Regions from separate parts of the Homo sapiens genome. Here region 1 is linked to region 2. A link is an interaction called in ENCODE POLR2A ChIA-PET data of the cell type or tissue named here. Cell type or tissue: MCF 10A. All regions are shown on one strand. Each heading gives the region's core, and the rest is flanking DNA. Links, peaks and the distances in the headings are about the cores only.

Region 1 (4,593 bases), core at 427-4,426, 620 kb after region 2:
TTAAATCAAATTAATTAGAGCCAAACAGCCATCTGCTTACTAAAGGTCACACGCATACTCTGAGTTCCCCCCCAAAACACACCTCTGTTCAACTTTGGGACTTCCAGAGTTCATATGAACCAACCAATCAGAACTCACCTGAATCAACCAATCAGCTCACTTGACTCAACCAATCAAGGCCCAGCTGTATCAACAAACCAGAACTGAATGAGTTTGAATCCTTTATTTGCATAAACAGACCTGACTGAGAAGGTGGGCAGGAACTTTTGCTATAAAACTCAAGCCCTCCCTTTGTTCTCTGGAACACACCTTCCTTCTATACCTAAGGATGCATCTAGCCATATGCAAACTGTTCATTGAAATAAAGTCTCTTCCCTCCATTTTCCTTTTGAGAGAATTTTTGTTCACAAATATATACCATTATGTCTAGAAAGTAAAGACATACTAATAAGCAACCCTTGGGTTAAAAAGAAAATTATAAAATAATGAAAGAAAAAAAGTCAAAATTTGGGGAATATAATACTAAGAAGGAAACTTACAGATTCAAATATATTTGTCAAAAAATAAGAGATAGAAAACAAATGAGATAGGCGTTCACACATTTGGCAAAGTACATCATTACAAACCCAAAGAAGGTAGAAGGAAATACAAAGGAAAAAGTCAATGAAAAACAGAACGAGGGGATAAAATAATTAACAAAACTAAAAGTTGGTTCTTAAATCCCTGGCAAGCCTGATTGAGCAAAAAAGAAGGCAATACAAATTGAAAATATAAAATGAGCCAGGCATGGTGGTTCATGCCTGTAATCCCAGCGCTTTGGGAGGCTGAAGTAGGAGGACTGCTTGAGCCCAGGAGTTCGAGACCAGCCTGGGCAAGGCAGTGAGACTTTGTCTCTACAAAAAATAAAAAAAAATTAGACCGTGGTGGCACTGGGCGTGGTGGCACATGACTGTGGTGCCAGCTACTCTGGAGGCTGAGGTGGGAAGATCATTTGACCCAGGGAGAGAGGGTGCAGTGAGCCAAGATTGCACCACTACACTCCATCCTGGGCAACAGAGCAAGACCCTGTCTCAAAAAATGTATATAACCTGAACAACATAGCAAGACCCCGTCTCTACAAAAAAATACAAATATTAGCCAGGCATAGTGGAAGGCACCTGTAGTTACAGCTACTGGGGGGCTGGGGAACTGGGCAGGGGCTGAGGCGGGAGGACCACTAGAGCCCGGGAGGTCAGGGCTGCATGAGCCTAAATGGTGCCACTGCACTCAGCCTGGGTGACAAAGCAAGATCTTGTCTCAAAAAACAAACAAACAAAAACCACACATACACATATACAGAAAAAGAGAGAGAATACAGAGAAATAACTATAGACACAGAGATTTTAAAAATAAAATATGGCTGGGCACAGTGGCTCACGCCTGTAATCCTAGCACTTTGGGAGGCTGAGGCGGGTAGATCACTTGAGGTCAGGAGTTTGAGACCAGGCTGGCCAACATGGTGAAACCCCGTCTCTACTAAAAATACAAAACTTAGCTGGGCATGGTGATGTGCACCTGTATTTCCAGCTACTTGGGTGGCTGAGGCAGAAGAATTGTTTAAATCCAGGAGGTGGAGGTTGCAATGAGCCGAGATTGCGGCATTGCACTGCAGCCCGGGCAGCAGAGCAAGACTCTTGTCTCCAAAATAAAAAATAAATATCGTAAGCAAACATATGGCAATAAGGTTTAAAACCCAGACAAGGCATACATTTCTATAAAAAACATAAAAGTGTCAAAACTGTCATAAGAATCAAGAAAATTTGAATAGACCAATACTATTTAAAATATTAAAATGATAGATTTACCCTTATCCTCTTCCCCCAATACTCCAAGCCTAGACACTTTTACAATTGAGTTCTACTAAGCTTTCAAGGGTATTCCCTGTAACAAGTTGTTTCAGAAACCAGAAAAAGAGGGAAAGTTGCCAACTTATTTTAAGAGGCTAGTATAACCTTGATGCCATAACCACATAAGGAGCCCAATTTACTTTTCAACATGGATTTGAAAATCCTAGATACAATATTATATCTTCAAGCTGGACATGGTGGCTCATGCCTGCAATCCCAGCACTATGGGAAGCCAAGGCTGGAGGATCACTTGAGGCCAGGAGTTTGAGACCAGCCTGGACAACACAGCAAGACCCCATCTCTACAAAAAGAAAAAGAAACAGAAAAAAAAATATTAGATTGTCAAAGCCAATGGTGTTTATTGAACCATGATCAAGAATAGATTATCCCAAGAGTACAAGGAACACAACAAAAGAATCTATAAATATAACTAATTAATGGATTAGAGGGGAAAGTCACATTTATTTCAATAAGCATGGAAAAAGTACTTGATAAAGTTCTACATTTGATGTTAAAAGCTCTCAGCAGCTGGGTTTGGTGACACATGCCTGTAGTCCCAGCTACTCAGGAGGCTGAGGCAGAAGGACTGCTGGAGCCCATAATTGAAGGCCAGTCTAGGCAATATAGTAAGACCCCAGCTCTTTAAAAAATAAAATAAAAGCTCTCAGCTAAAAATTAAAGGGCAATTGCCTGGCCAGGCACAGTGGCTCACACCTGTAATCCCAGGACTTTTGGAGGCTGAGGTGGGAGGATTTCTTGAGGTCAGGAGTTTGAGAACAGCCTGGGCACCATAGCAAGACTCCCGTCTCCAAAAATAAAATAAAAAATAAATAAAAAGAAAGGGAAATTCCTTGATAAAAGCTATATAACAAAACTCTATAACAAACACCATACTTAATGGAGAAATGCATTTATTTCAGCAAATATTAATTGTCTATTATCTACCAAGCATTCCTCTATGTGTTTAGGTATATCAATGAACAAAACAGAGATTCCTGCCTTCATGGAGCTTACATCTATTAGAAGGAGCAGATGATAAAAATATATACAGTTGGCCCTCCATATCCTCAGGTTCCACATCTGCAGATTCAACCCACCAAGGATAGAAAACATGTGAAAAAAATCCACTAAAAAGTAACAATAACAACAATAAAAAATAATACAAATTGTAAAAACAATGGCCAGGTGCAGTGGCTCATGCCTATAATCCCAGTACTTTGGGAGGCTGAGGTCAGAGGATCACTTGAGGCCAAGAGTTGAAACTAGCCTGGACAATATAGTGACACCCCATCTCTACAAAAAATAAAGATAAAAAAATTAGCCAGGCAAGGTGGCATGTACCTGTAGTCCTAGGTACTCAGGAGGCTGAGGCAGGGGGACTATTTGAGCCCAGGAGTTCAAGGTTGCAGTGAGCCATGATTATGCTACTATACTCCAGCCTGGGCTACAGAGTTAGACCCTATCTCAAAACAAAACAAAACAAAACAAAAATACAGTATAACAACTATTTAAATAATATTTACATTGTATTGCATAGTATAAGTAACCTAGAGATGATTTAAAGTATACAGGAGGATGTGTGTAAGTTATATGCAAATACCACACCATTATATGTAAGGGACTTGAATGTCCATAGATTTCAGTATCCTAGGGAGTCCTGGAACCAATCCCACATGAATACCAAGGGAGAACTGCATACAATAAGAAAATTATATAGTATATTAGAAGGTAACAATTACTAAGGAAAAAGAAAACACTGGAGGTGAGTAAAGGGTATCAGAATGTATGTAAATGTGTGTGGAGGATGTTAGTTTCAAATAAAATGGTCAAAGTGGGCCTAACTAGGAAGGTAACATTAAATATATTCCCTTTAGAAATCTCAAACAGCCCGGGCGCGGTGGCTCACACCTGTAATCCCAGCACTTTGGGAGGCTGAGGCGGGCGGATCACGAGGTCAGGAGATCGAGACCATCCTGGCTATCATGGTGAAACCCCATCTCTACTAAAAATACAAAAAATGTGCCGGGCGTGGTGGCAGGCGCCTGTAGTCCCAGCTACTCGGGAGGCTGAGGCAGGAGAATGGCGTGAACCCGGGAGGCGGAGCTTGCCGTGAGCCGAGATCGCGCCACTGCACTCCAGCCCTGGCGACAGAGCGAGACTCCGTCTCAAAAAAAAAAAAAATGTCAAACACATCAGCCGGGCACTGTGGCTCATGCCTGTAATCCCAGCACTTTGGGAGGCTGAGCTGGGTGGATCATGAGGTCAAGAGTTCGAGACCAGCCTGGTCAACATGGGGAGACCCCCGTCTCTACTAAAAATATGAAAATTAGCCAGGCGTGGTGGCGGGTGCCTGTAATTCCAGCTATTCGGGAGGCTGACGAGGAGAATTGCTTGAACCCAGGTGGTGGAGGATGCAGTGAGCCCAGACTGCACCACTGCACTCCAGCCTGGGCAACAGAGTGAGACTCTGTCTCAAAAAAACAAAAACAAAAACAAATCTCAAGCACATCAAGGATCACTTCTAATCACCACTATGAATAATAATTATTATTTATAATAATTAATATATATATTTATTATTCTTCTGGCCGAGAGAAGATATTTTCAACATGAAACCAATGAGGACCAATATTTAGAATACACAAGGAATGCCTAAAATTCGAAAACAAAAAGAAAAATGGAAAAATTGGTAAAAATATGAACAGAA
Region 2 (4,911 bases), core at 473-4,472:
ATTATCTGGGCATGGTGGTGCACGTCTGTAGTCCCAGGTGCTTGGGAGGCTGAGGTGAGAGGATCACTTGAACCCAGGAGGCTGAGGCCACAGTGAGCCATGATCACACCACTGCACTCCAGGTGACAGAGGAAGACCCTATCTCAAAAAAAAAAAAAAGTAATAGTAGAGATACAGAGTGAATAATAAAATGTAGTGAACTGGATTTGTTTTTGTTTTTGTCTTGAGGCGGAGTTTCACTCTTGTTGCCCAGGCTGGAGTGCAATGGCGTGATCTTGGCTCACCACAACCTCCACCTCCTGGGTTCAAGCAATTCTCCTGCCTCAGCCTCCCGAGTAGCTGGGATTACAGGCATGCGCCACCACACCTGGCTAATTTTGCATTTTTAGTAGAGACAGGGTTTCTCCATGTTGGTCAGGCTGGTCTGGAACTCCCAACTTCAGGGGATCTGCCCGCCTTGGCCGCCCAAAGTGCTGGGATTATAGGCGTGAGCCACCACCCCCGGCTAAGAGTTTTGTGTTGTTGTTGTTGGTGTTGAGATAAGAGTCTTGCTCCGTCTCCCAGGCTGGAGTGCAGTGGCACCATCTTGGCTCCCTGCAGCCTCCACCTCCTAGGTTCCAGGGATTCTCCTACTTCAGCCTCCCGAGTAGCTGGAATTACAGGCATGCGCCACTACGCTCAACTAATTTTTTTATTTTTAATAGAGACGGGGTTTCACCACGTTGACCAGGCTGGTCTTGAACTCCTGACCTCAACTGATCCTCCTGCCTCAGCCTCACAAAGTGCTGGGATTACAGGTGTAAGCCACTGCACCCGGCAAGTATTTTTTAAAGTACTACTAAAAGAGTCCTTCCCTTTATTTCTACCTGACTCCCTGACTATCCTACCAACTGTATGGTCTATGTGCCTTTGGGAGAACTTTCATTCTTCCAGCTATCATTGCACCTAGCCTGGAACAAAAGACTGGAAGAAAATACATTTAATATTTTCGGCTGGGCGCTTGAACCTGGGAGGCAGAGGCTGCAGTGAGCCGAGATCGCGCCACTGCACTCCATCCTGGGCAACAGAGCGAGACTCTGTCTCAAACAAAAAAAAAATTTTCATTGTCTCTCTGCCTAACCACTCACTCGCTCGCTCCTCCAATGCTTACTTGACGCTTCTAAAGGCAGAGGGCAGAGATGAAGAGGAAGGTGCCAGTTACAGGAGAGACGCAGAACCATGGCCCAGGGAGGCTAAATGTTTGGTTCAGAGACCCCAGAGCGTTTACGGAAGCCTCTTGGCCAGAAGGGATTGATAAGAACCAGGCAAAACAAATCCAAAAAGATAACTGACGTCAGGACCGGGGGAAATGTCCCAACAGGGAACTGAGTGGGGCAGTGACCACCAGCCATAGGGAAGGATACCAAGAAGCCAAAGGCTTGAGTGGTAACATGTTGTTCCCATTTCACAGCCCTTTATAGTTTACAAAGGAGCTTCTAGGACAATGGTGGAGTGGGCTGGTAAACAATTCTGATTAAGAACATCTAGAGGTGAACAAAATATAACAAAAACAAGTTTCACGCATGACTGGAATAGGAAACAAGAAAGGGAATCCCAGGTATGACAGTCAGAGTCAGAAGGTTGACTAGCACTTGCATTTTATTTATTTATGAGATGGGGTCTTGCTATGTTGCCCAGGCTGGAGTACAGTGGTGCAATCATGACTTACTGCAGCTTCAACCTCCTAGGTTCAAGTGATTTTGTAATTTTGTATTTTTTGTGGATTTGGAGTTTTGCTATGTTGCTCAGGCTTCTCTCAAACTCCAAGGCTCAAGTGATCCACCCACTTTGGCCTCCCAAAGTGCTAGGATTACAGGTGTGAGCCACTGTGCCCAGCCCTTAGGACTTGCATTTTATTTTTTAAATTAATTTAAATTAATTTTTTTTTTTTTGAGATGGAGTCTCTCTCTGTCACCCAAGCTGGAGTGCAGTGGCATGATCTCAGCTCACTGCAACCTCCGCCTCCCAGGTTCAAGCAGTTGTCCTGTCTCAGCCTCCTGAGTAGCTGGGATTACAGGCACCCGCCACCATGCCTGGCTAATTTTTTGTATTTTTAGTAGAGATGGGGTTTCACCATGTTGATCAGGCTGGTCTCGAACTCCTGACCTCAGGTGATCCACCCGCCTCGGCCTCCCAAAGTCCTGGGATTACAGGCATGAGCCACCACCCCTGGCCGGGACTTGCATTTTAAATGTCCACTTGGGGACAAAAGAGCCGACCTCATGGTGAGGACTGGAACGAACACTTAAACAATGGAAGTATTCACACAGAAAAAGAGAAGGAGAAAAGCTCGTTGTGGTCAATAACAAAACACACAAGCAGACAGTATGCTATGAGAGTAAAATATGCAACAAACAAAAAGCAAAATTACAAGGCAAAATTGGCAAATCCACAAAGCAGAAGATTTTAAACTCTAATTTCCCAAAATTAGAAAAAACATGTTTAATCACAAATGGAATATTTATGAAAATTAACCACATGCTAGCCCTAACCAAGTCTCAGTATATCAAAAGAGCAAGATGATGAACCATGATCTCTGATCATAGTGTAATAAAATTAGACCAAGCACAGTGACTCACGCCTGTAATCCCAGCACTTTGGGAAGCCGAGGCAAGTGAATCATCTGAGGTCAGGAGTTCAAGACCAGCCTGGCGAACATGACAAAACCCATCTCTACTAAAAATACAAAAATTAGCTGGGCGTGGTGGCAGGCTCCTGTAATCCCAGCTGCTCGGGAGGCTGAAGCATGAGAATCGCTTGAACCTGGGAGGTGGAGGTTGCAGTGAGCTGAGATCACGCCACTGCACTCCAGCCTGGGTGACAGAGTGAGACTCTGTCTCCAAAAAAAAAAAAAAAAAAAAAAAATTAGAAGGCAATAATAGAATCACTTCCCTCACAAAAATCCTAGAGCTTGGAAATTTCAAAACATTCAGAAGCTTAAAAATGGGATTTAATAAATATGTGAAACAGAAAATAAGTGAAAACTCTGTGCAGTCTTTTGGGATGCAACTCTAATAAAACTTAGACATGTATGATTTTTAAGGCCAGGCACTGTGGTTCACAGCTGTAATCCCAGCACTTTGGGAGGCCAAGAAAGGCAGATCGCTTGAGCTCAGGAGTTCGAGACCAGCCTGGGCAACGTGGTGAAACCCTGTCTCTACTGAAAAAAATACAAAAATTAGCCAGGCATGGTTGTGCACACCTGTGATCCCAGCTACTGGTCAGGCTGAGGTGGGAGGATCACTTGAGCCTGGGAGATGGAGATTGCAGTGAGCCATGTTCACACCACTGCACTGCAGCTTAGGCGACAAAGCAAGACGTTCTCAAAAAAAAAAAAAAAGAAATGTATGATTTTTAATATCTGTATTAGTAAATAATAAAGATTTAGAAAGAATGAGATAAGTGTTTAAGAAGCTAGCAAAAGCCCACTCTCCCCCAAAAAAGATACAAGGTAGGAAAAATTTTTTAAATAACAGCAAAATAAAACTGACTCAAGGAGAAATAAAGTTTAGTGCAAACCACCTCATCTCATTGGGCTTCACAACAGTGCTGTGCAGGACTGTTAGGACTGCAGTTTTATGCCTGAGCATACCAATACTTGAGGAAGTTAAGAAAGTAGTAAAGGCCAGGCACGGTGGCTCACGCCTGAAATCCTAGCACTTTGGGAGGCCAAGGCGGACAGATTGCCTGAACTCAGGAGTTCAAGACCAGCCTGGGCAACACGGTGAAACCTCATCTCTATTAAAATAAGTGGCAGCATGCACTTGTATTCCCAGCTACTTGGGAGGCTAAGGCAGAATTGCTTGAACCCAGGAGGCAGATGTTGCAATGAGCCGAGATCGCACCCCTGCACTCCAGCCTAGGTGACAGGGAGACTCCGTCTCAAAAAAAAAAAAAAAAAAAAAAAAAAAAGAGAGCAGTGGAGACTGCACTTAAACTCAGGTCTTCTAGATCCACTCTGATGTTCTTTCCATTTTTAGGTCACACTCTTCTCATCACGGGTTGTCTTCCCTGGGCCACGGCGCCTTGCACTTTTCCATATAGGAATGGTCCCGGATGAGGGAGGGCTATTGGGAAGTCTTCACCTTTCACGGTACTCTGCCCCTCCCTTCCTAAAAACTTGTGCCTTCTGCATGGAAACCATGCATGGACTGACTCCTGAATCACGGGACACTGTGGGAGACAGAAATGTGGGGTGGAGGAGAAAGAAGCGCTCCTGTTAGAGAATGCTGTTGTCCTTTGGTCCTTTGAACATCCTCCTATATCTGTTGCTGTTAAGCTCAGACTTGTCTTAATCTTTCCTTTCCTTTTTTTTTTTTTTTTCTTTTTGAGACGGAGTCTCCCTATGTTGCCCAGGCTGGTCTCAAACTCCTGAACTCTAGGGATCCTCCCACCTCAGCCTCCCAGTGGGCTGGAATTACAGTTGTGAGTCACCATGCCCAGCCTTAATTTCTTCCTTTCCTTCCCTTCCCCTTCCCCTTTCCCTTTTTCTTTTCTGCCTGCCTTCTTTTCTTCTTTCTTTTTTCACAGTCTTGTTCTGTCACCCAGGATGGAGTGTGGTGACACAATCTCAGCTCACTGCAACCTCCACATCCCGGGTTCAAGTGAGTCCCCAGCCTCAGCCTCGCAAGTAACTGGGACTACAGGCACACACCACCACACCCGGCTATTTTTGGTATTTTTTAGAAGAGACAGGGGGTTTCACCACGTTGGCCAGGCTGGTCTCAAACTCCTGGGCTAAAATGATCCACCCACCTCGGCCTCCCAAAGTGCTGGGATTACAGGTGTGAGCCACTGGTCCCAGCTCAGCCTTAATGTTTTCTTTTTCATAAATATATTCATCAATCTAATTCGTGTAATCATCTCTTTGAT

What was found. Peaks named below come from ENCODE experiments on the same cell type or tissue, not always from the same donor. Only the 100,000 strongest peaks of a DNase experiment are listed, where the experiment ranks them.
Region 1: POLR2A ChIA-PET joins it to region 2 with 5 read pairs; 2 of 35 experiments call an interaction of 5 or more read pairs at or near these places.

Annotation. Positions count from the first base shown.
Region 1 is chr14:73,648,761-73,653,353 of GRCh38, reverse strand. The region is part of intron 1 of DNAL1 (dynein axonemal light chain 1); the gene reads right to left. Among named protein-coding and RNA genes, the nearest start is that of DNAL1, 6.1 kb to the right of the region's middle. In MCF 10A, for the core only: no CTCF peak of the experiment used is centred there; no DNase peak of the experiment used is centred there.
Region 2 is chr14:74,268,307-74,273,217 of GRCh38, reverse strand. No RefSeq gene overlaps it. Among named protein-coding and RNA genes, the nearest start is that of VSX2, 31 kb to the right of the region's middle. In MCF 10A, for the core only: no CTCF peak of the experiment used is centred there; a DNase peak (open chromatin) is centred at 2,637.